2 separate regions of the Homo sapiens genome follow, and region 1 is linked to region 2. A link is a contact called in ENCODE Hi-C or POLR2A ChIA-PET data. All regions are on one chromosome and are shown on one strand. The core of a region is the stretch at or near the end of the contact, and the rest is flanking DNA. Distances in the headings are between cores, read along the strand shown. Region 1 holds the start of NDUFB2 (NADH:ubiquinone oxidoreductase subunit B2). Region 2 overlaps DENND2A (DENN domain containing 2A).

The links. Hi-C counts contacts between places; a loop is a spot of excess contacts on that map. ChIA-PET counts read pairs that join two places held with the same protein, here RNA polymerase II (POLR2A). Pooled maps may share reads with other maps.
Region 1: a loop to region 2 is called in a map of PC-9, with 9 times the contacts of the local background. The contact joins the promoter of NDUFB2 here to the enhancer-like site in region 2. A Hi-C loop is called at or near these places in 1 of 168 maps with a recorded cell type or tissue (PC-9), 1 of 37 single-sample maps with no recorded cell type and 9 of 50 pooled maps. POLR2A ChIA-PET finds 5 or more read pairs at or near these places in 4 of 52 experiments (AG04450, Caco-2, H1 and 1 more).

Annotation. Positions count from the first base shown.
Region 1 is chr7:140,695,185-140,698,700 of GRCh38, forward strand. It overlaps NDUFB2 (NADH:ubiquinone oxidoreductase subunit B2), which reads left to right and starts at 1,524. Exons shown (of 4, transcript NM_004546.3): 1 at 1,524-1,658. The coding sequence starts at 1,561. It overlaps NDUFB2-AS1 (NDUFB2 antisense RNA 1), which reads right to left and starts at 1,893. Exons shown (of 2, transcript NR_024454.1): 1 at 1,731-1,893; 2 at 152-1,636. RefSeq lists an enhancer at 1,533-1,842.
Region 2 is chr7:140,515,637-140,519,345 of GRCh38, forward strand. DENND2A (DENN domain containing 2A) reads right to left here. Exons shown (of 20, transcript NM_015689.5): 20 at 2,784-3,102. The coding sequence ends at 3,071. Among named protein-coding and RNA genes, the nearest start is that of MKRN1, 38 kb to the left of the region's middle. Within about 2 kb of position 2,460, at least 11 of the 41 ENCODE cell types and tissues checked have a DNase peak (open chromatin) inside an H3K27ac peak, as active enhancers do.

The DNA of each region.
Region 1 (3,516 bases), core at 274-2,773, 180 kb after region 2:
TCAGGTTAGAAAATGCCATCAAGTCCTACTGATCTGTGGCATGTGCACACACACACACACACACACACACTCTTTATGTATAAATATCATGCAGGTGCTACCTGCCAGCATAATATACACTTAGGGCAAATTTCATTGTACTTCAAATTATCTTCTTGGTAATTTTTAATAGATTTTGCTAACTCCTTGGTAACTTTTATTACAAGGTAAAACAAAACTGATGAAAGTGGCTGACATACCGGGGACGTGAGCAGAACGGCTTGGCCACTTCCTTAACATGGCCCCGGGTTCACCCGCTAGTCCGGAACTACAGTTTCTCTGCCACAGTGTCTGCGCCTGTCCACTTGCAGGCATTAATTTTGGTGAATATGAAGAGAGTTAATATAACCAGTGTGTCCTCTTCTCCATGGCAGCGCCCAGGGACAGACCTGCAGTGACCACCACCTGCCCCTCTCTGCCAGGCCCAACCACGGGCTTTCTTCTCAGAGCTGAGCTGATGTGGCCGTCTGGCTGACTAGGAGGGGCCCGGGGTCAGCCTGGAGGGGGGGTATTTGTAAAGCTTAATTTCTCTTTTTTTTTTTTTTTAGGTAAAATCACAGTTTATCCCTGCACCTTCATAGATTATGTTGCTCGTCTTAGAGACCACCAGGCAGCGAATGGAGTCAAGCCCTTGCGCTCTCCGAGAGTCCTGCCCTGACTACAGGACTAGTTTCTCCCATTCTTTCCTTCTCCAGGATAAAGTTCCTCATTCCTGTCTTTTAGTGAGCAGTATGGTTTAGGTGGACAGAGATTCCTTTGGTGCAGTTTTTTTCAAGGAGGTGATGTTATTTTTTCCTTCCCAGGTCTTGAGGGGACATTCAAAGCAGGCAGAGAGGGGTTGGGATGGCTCCAGATGGCTGGGAGGGAGAACACCAGCTGGTCACGCAGCCCCTCGTGCCAGTGCGCATCAGGTACAGTGTGGAGGCGGGAAAGGGACAAAAAGACGGCAGTCTCTTCCCTGAGCCTATGCCAACCCAGCCTTAAAGCCAGTGGATCGAATCAAGCCATTTGTGGCATTATCTATTGCTGCGTACGAACTTAGCCTGGCACAATGCCTGTAATCCCAGCTACTCGGGAAGTTGAGGCAGGAGAATCGCTTGAGCCTGGGAGGCAGAGGTTGCAGTGAGCCGAGATGGTGTCACTGCACTCCAGCCTGGGTGACAGAGCAAGGCCTTGTCTCAAAAAGAAAAAAAAAAAAAAAAAAGAATTATACACCACTCAGTTTTAGGAGGGGCAGAACACGGGGAGAGCCCTACAGGATCAGAGGGGCAACCAACAAGCTGTTTCAGAAGGCATGGGGCAGCTCAGCAACCATAAGTTATGCGTGGGCTTTGCTCTCGGGAGAGAGGTTTCCTGCAGCCGAAGGACTCACAGCTAATCTGGGTCAGGAGCGGCTGCCGGCTCCCCCACTCCTGGAGATGAGCGACTCTGTGACGTCACGGGAGGCGCGGGCGGAGCGCCGGGGAAGCGAAGTAGGCAGGGGCGAGGCGGCTGGGGACCGCGGGGCGGACGGGAGCGAGTATGTCCGCTCTGACTCGGCTGGCGTCTTTCGCTCGCGTTGGAGGCCGCCTTTTCAGAAGCGGCTGCGCACGGACTGCTGGAGATGGTGGAGTCCGTCAGTGAGTGTGGGGCTGGGGATGGGGGCCTCGCCGGCCTGTAGCGGACAGCGCGGGTCCCTGGGACGCTCTCACCTTGACTGGGGCGCCTGAAGAGGCCGCGTCCCGAGGCATGCTGGGACCTGTAGTCCGCGTGTCTCCTGAAGCCGCGACTCGAGGAGAGGGACCCCGCTGGCCGGAGGGAGAGGGAGAGACTTCGCTGGGCAGATGGGACACCGTGTGCAGGGCCGTCATGGTAGTAGGGGCCGCCTGCCCTCGGGAGACGCACGCGTGAATGCGGAGCGGGCTGAGCCAGTCGGCGCCGGCGCGGGCGGTCCAGGCGGAGGAAGCAGCGTGCGCGGCGGGTGTGGACGCTCCTGGAGCGAGGCGGGGGGCGGCGGCGGTGAGGCCTAGGGAGGGCGCGGTCCAGGGTCCCGGTGCCTGGCTGCGGAATTTAGGGTAGAGTCTGTTCGGCAGCCTTTAATCGGAGACGTCACGTGGCCGCTTTTTAATGCTGAAAAATCACTCTGGCTGCAGGGAGTGGAGGCTGTCGCCCAGAGAGAGCGCCGTCGGGTGAGAGGAGCAGAAAGCCGGAAGCCAACGCTGGGGCAGCCGTGGCGTTTAGGAGAGTGACAGGCAGAGCCGCCCGCGAGGTGGCCCGAGACGCAGACCGGAGGGCGGAGGGCTGGGGGTGCGAGGTAGGGAGCGGGTGCGAGGTAGGGAGCAGCTGCCGAAGCCGAGTTAGTGGTGTGCAGAGATTCCGTAAGAGCAGGACTGGAAAAGAGTCATGGATGATTCCAGGTCCCTTAGATCATCAGCTACACTTTACCAAGAGGCAGTGTGGGGTCGTGATTCCAAGCGGGATTCTGGCCGCACAGTGGCTGGGTTCAAATCCCACCTCTGCCACACTCCAGCTGTGGGACCTTGGAAAAGTTTCTTATTCTCTTAATGCCTCAGTTTCCTCACCCATTTGGCGTCCATTTGCAAGGAACTAAATGAGTTACTGTTATCTAAAGCGTGTTTGTGTGTTTTAGGAGATGGGGTCTAACTCTGTCAGGCAGGCTGGAGTGCAGTGGCGCGATCCTAGCTCACTGCAGCCTCTAACTCCTGGGCTCAAGTGATTCTCCAGCCTCGGCCTCCCAAAGTGTTGGGAATACAGGCGAGCCACTGCGCTTGGTCTCACTAAAGTGTTTAAAACAATTGCTGGTGCCTGCTAAGGACCGTACAAGTATTCTTTAACTGTTGTTGTTATTAAGGAACTGAGGCCCAGGAAATGAAAGGAGTGACTTGCCTGAAGTCCCACATGGATGAAGAATCTGGAGCTGGGGCAGGTGTGGGGTGGGCAGAAGGCAAAGCCCTGTGTGACTTGGGCAAAGACAGTGATGGAGAGCCATGAGCGACAGCCCTTGGTCCTGCATGAGGAGATGGGGGAATGCCGATCTTCCCTGAGGTGCTGGCTTGTTCGTAACACACACTTGTTTCAGAGTGTGTGATAATTAAGTGCATAAATGTTTATGGAGCATCTTCTATATGGCTGCTCCTTTCTAGGTGCTGAGGATATAGCAGAATACGAGAGAGAATGAAGTGTACATTCTGGAGAGGAGAGACCAGTAGAAAAGAAAGACCTTTTTTGAGTACTGTTAAGGGTTATGAAGAGAATACAGCTGGGGATTAATATGGAGAATGCGTGGTGTGGGAGTAGAAGGGATATTGTATTTGGGGATGGCGTGGGAATGCCTGGGAGTGTGATTTGAAGCGGGACCTGAGGGATGAGAAGTCAGCCATGCAGAGACCTCAAGGGAAGAGCCCGGTGGACATAAGAGGGCAGAGGAGGCATCAGGTGGAGAGGCCAGAGCCCGCAGGGTTGGCAGGAGGCCAGGCT
Region 2 (3,709 bases), core at 1,210-3,709:
AGTGATCCTCCCACCTCAGCCTCCCAAAGTGTTAGGATTATAAGCATGGACCTCTGTGCCCACCTTCTTTTTTTTTCCTAAAAGAAAACCATGTTTATTTGAGAATAGCCATTGCAATGGTAATACACAGGACATAGTAAAAACTATGTGCTGCATATTCAAGGAGGTAAAGGAAGACAGGGTTTTTAAAGGAAAAGTAGGGAGGATCACATTGTTTTGAGATCATTATCCTTGGCTACAAGGATCCATAACAAGGCTGGCGCCAGTCTGAGGCTGGACAGGCAGTTGCTGGGCAGATGTCCTCACACAAGTATTTTGTGTGTCTGTGTGGCTCCATTTTGATTCTGGCAACTTTCACATGGTCATTTGTGAACGTTTGTTAGGCTGTACACTAATATCTGTATGTGTATTTTTAAAGTATGTATATTTTGGCAGGGCGTGGTGGCTCACACCTGTAATCCCAGCACTTTGGGAGCCAAGGCGGGCGGATCACCTGAGGTCAGGAGTTTGAGACCAGCCTGGTCAACATGGTGAAACACCGTCTCTGCTAAAAATACAAAAATTAGCCAGGTGTGGTGGCGCCCGCCTGTAATCCCAGCTACTCAGGAGGCTGAAGGGGGAGAATCGCTTGAACTCGGGAGGTGGAGGTTGCAGTGAGCCAAGATCGTGCCGCTGCACTCCAGCCTGGGGGACAGAGCGAGACTCCATCTCAAAAAAAAAAAAAGTAAATAAATTTAAAAAAAAGTATGTATATTTTACTTTAAGCAAAAATGAAAATTAAGATGGGGCAAGTGTGCTAAGATACTTGTACAAAGATGCTGTTTTCGATGTTATGATGTTAAAAACTGGAAACGTCCTGCATGTATAAAGAGCCAAAGGCTGATGAACTAATAGCTTTTAGTATCCCCACAGAATGGAATATTATGCAGTCATTGGGAATGTTGATAAAGATGTACATTTATTTGCTTGGAGTTATTAAGTAAACAATATAATGCGAAATAAGTTAAAAAAAGAAAGTATATTCCAAAAAGTGTCCCTTTCTGGGCAATATACAAATATGCAGACTATTAAGAAAGTTGACTAGTCTGAGGAGCTTGCTAGATACATATATTCCTGAGCCCACACACAAACTTGACTAATCCAAGGAGCTTGTTAGATACATATTCCTGAACCCCCACACTCAAGGATTCAGGGATTCTCATTCAGGCATCCCCCTAGTCCCCACCCACACACACCCAGCCAGAGTTTTTTTGAGAAGGAGTCTTGCTCTGTTGTCCAGGCTGGAGTGCAGTGGCATGATCTCGGCTCACTGCAACCTTCTCCTCCCCAGTTCAAGCGATTCTTCTGCCTCAGCCTTCCAGGTAGTTGGGATTACAGGCACGCACCACGATGCCCGGCTAAGTTTTTCTTGTATTTTTAGTACAGATGGGGTTTTGCCATGTTGGCCAGGCTGATCTTGAACTCCTGACCTCAGGTGATCCACCTGCCTGCCTTGGCCTCTCAAAGTGCTGGGATTATAGGCATGAGCCATTGCGCCCGGCCAGGCAGGTTAATTTTTATGCACAGCCTGGTTTCTACCATTCTGGGAGCATCTTTGAGAATTTGATGTAAACTGTGGATCTTCACCTCTGAAAAAGTAATGGACACACCAAAGCCTGGGTAGAACTTGGAGGGGCGAGGGGGTCCATAACTCCAGCTAAGAGGAAGGATGAGAGGTCACCTCCCCTCATTTTCCTCATTTCTATTTATCCTCGGAAGGCCCCTTGCTCCCGCTCCCTAAAGGTTGAGAACCCCTGCCAGGCAGTATGGCCCCTCTGGGCCATTGTTGAGGTCGGCGCCCCTCCCTTTTGTGTTTCTGTGAGGGTCGCTGGTGAGAGCTGAGGGCAGGGGTCACCTGGTAGTGGCCCTGAGGCTTGCTCTGAGAACCTGCCTCAGCTGTGTTCGGGGCTTTTCCTGCCTCCCCGCTGTCCCTGCTGTCCCCACTGTCCCCGCTGCAGGACAGCTCTTAGGTCGCCCTGAGGTTTTTGGCCTTCTCCACACCCTCCCTGCTTCTGGTCCAGAAAACGCAAGCTGCCTCTCTGGCTGCACACGGCTCATGACGCCGCCCCAGCGTTCTCACCCTCCATCTTGTTACCATCAGCCGCAAAAGGTCCCCCCGCCCCCCACCGTGTACAGGCAGTGCACATCCACTATTGCATTAATGCTGCTCTGGGCCCCTGGAATGAGATGGGAACGGGGTCAAAGTTGTGGCTATGTGTTGGAAGGTGGGCCGTGAGCAGTGTCGTAAACTTGAAGACCCCTAGAACAGTTTACTGACCTCTTTTTGTGTGTGTGCCTCTAAAAGCCAGGGACTACTCAGGCAGTGGACAGTTCCATGGCTTCTTCTAAGAGAACAAGGCAGTCAAGAAGAGTCAGGTCCATTTGGGAAGAGAGACGTCCATGGCCTCGGCCACCAGGTGGCATCACTGTCCCTTCTGGAAGAGCAGCGTGTCTGGGAAGCCACATCCGTCTACAGCTCCCGTTCCTCCCTAGCCTCCACTCTAGGGCAAGGGCCCAGCCTTTCACTAGGAGGCCTCACTCCCTGAACCCGAGGCACCGGCTCCGCCTCCTCCCCTCACAGTCCTCATGTGTCGTCAGTCCCGCTCCGAGGAGCACCTCATTTCTGTTGCCCATCACCACTCCTCTTAGCTCCATTGCTGAGCGGCCGGATGGGACGAACGAGGGGAACGTGTAGGGCAGGACAGGCTCCTCTTGGCCTTGGCATAATAAACAGAAAACCCACACATTTTTCTTACTTTTAATATCTAAGATAAAAAAAAAAACCCAACCACCAAAACAACCCATTTGCATGTCGGCGACACGCCTGGTCTCGGGCTCCCTTTCTGGGGCTGTCCTCCCAGGCGGCTCCCAGGTCCTCATCCAGGGAAGAGCCCAGCCTCGGCCAGAAGCCACCGCGGCCTCCAGTTCCGCACCGTGACAACCTGGGACCCAGCCTTTCAGAAAGGCCACCAGGAACTGTTTTTAAAGCATAGGGCTGCACTAGGAGGAAGTTTTCCCTTGAGGCTGAGAGTTATTTCTTGTGGAGAAATTTCATTTTATTGCCTAAAAAAAAGGAAAATGAGAACATTTCACAAGGCAGACAAAGGAGGGTGAGATAAATCTTGCCCTTTCCACCCAGAAGTGGTGCGGGTAACGGGGCCCCCACGCCACCCCAGGGAGCCTCATCCCTTGCTCTGGAGAAGCCAAAGGGGCTTTGTTCTTTCCAGAGATCCCCGTGGGGTCTTCCTCAGACTTGAGGGGGTTTGAAAGGAAGACCATCAGAGCTGTCTAGGAGGGCTGGCTGCTTCTGTGGTAATAAAGGAAGCACCGAATTAACACATCCCTCAGGAGCCAGGGGAGGAGAAAGTGCCCAGCAATGCTGTGTGTATTTAAAACACTCTGCTTCCAGGTAGCCCTCCGTCCTGCAGGAGGCACAGATATGGCGCCCTTCACAGGCCCTCTGGGAGGGCCTCACTGCTGCAGACACCTCCCTACTGGGGCCTCCGTCCTCTTTTTTGGCTGTCTTCATTCTCCCTTTCCCTTTAAGGGCCTTTTCACTGATTAAACTACAGTCCTTGTAAGTGTCACGTTTCTACTTTCCAGAGGAATTTGGACACCAGTGCGAGTCTTTCTTGCCAGACGTCCTTGTCTGGTTCCCGCCATGCTCCCT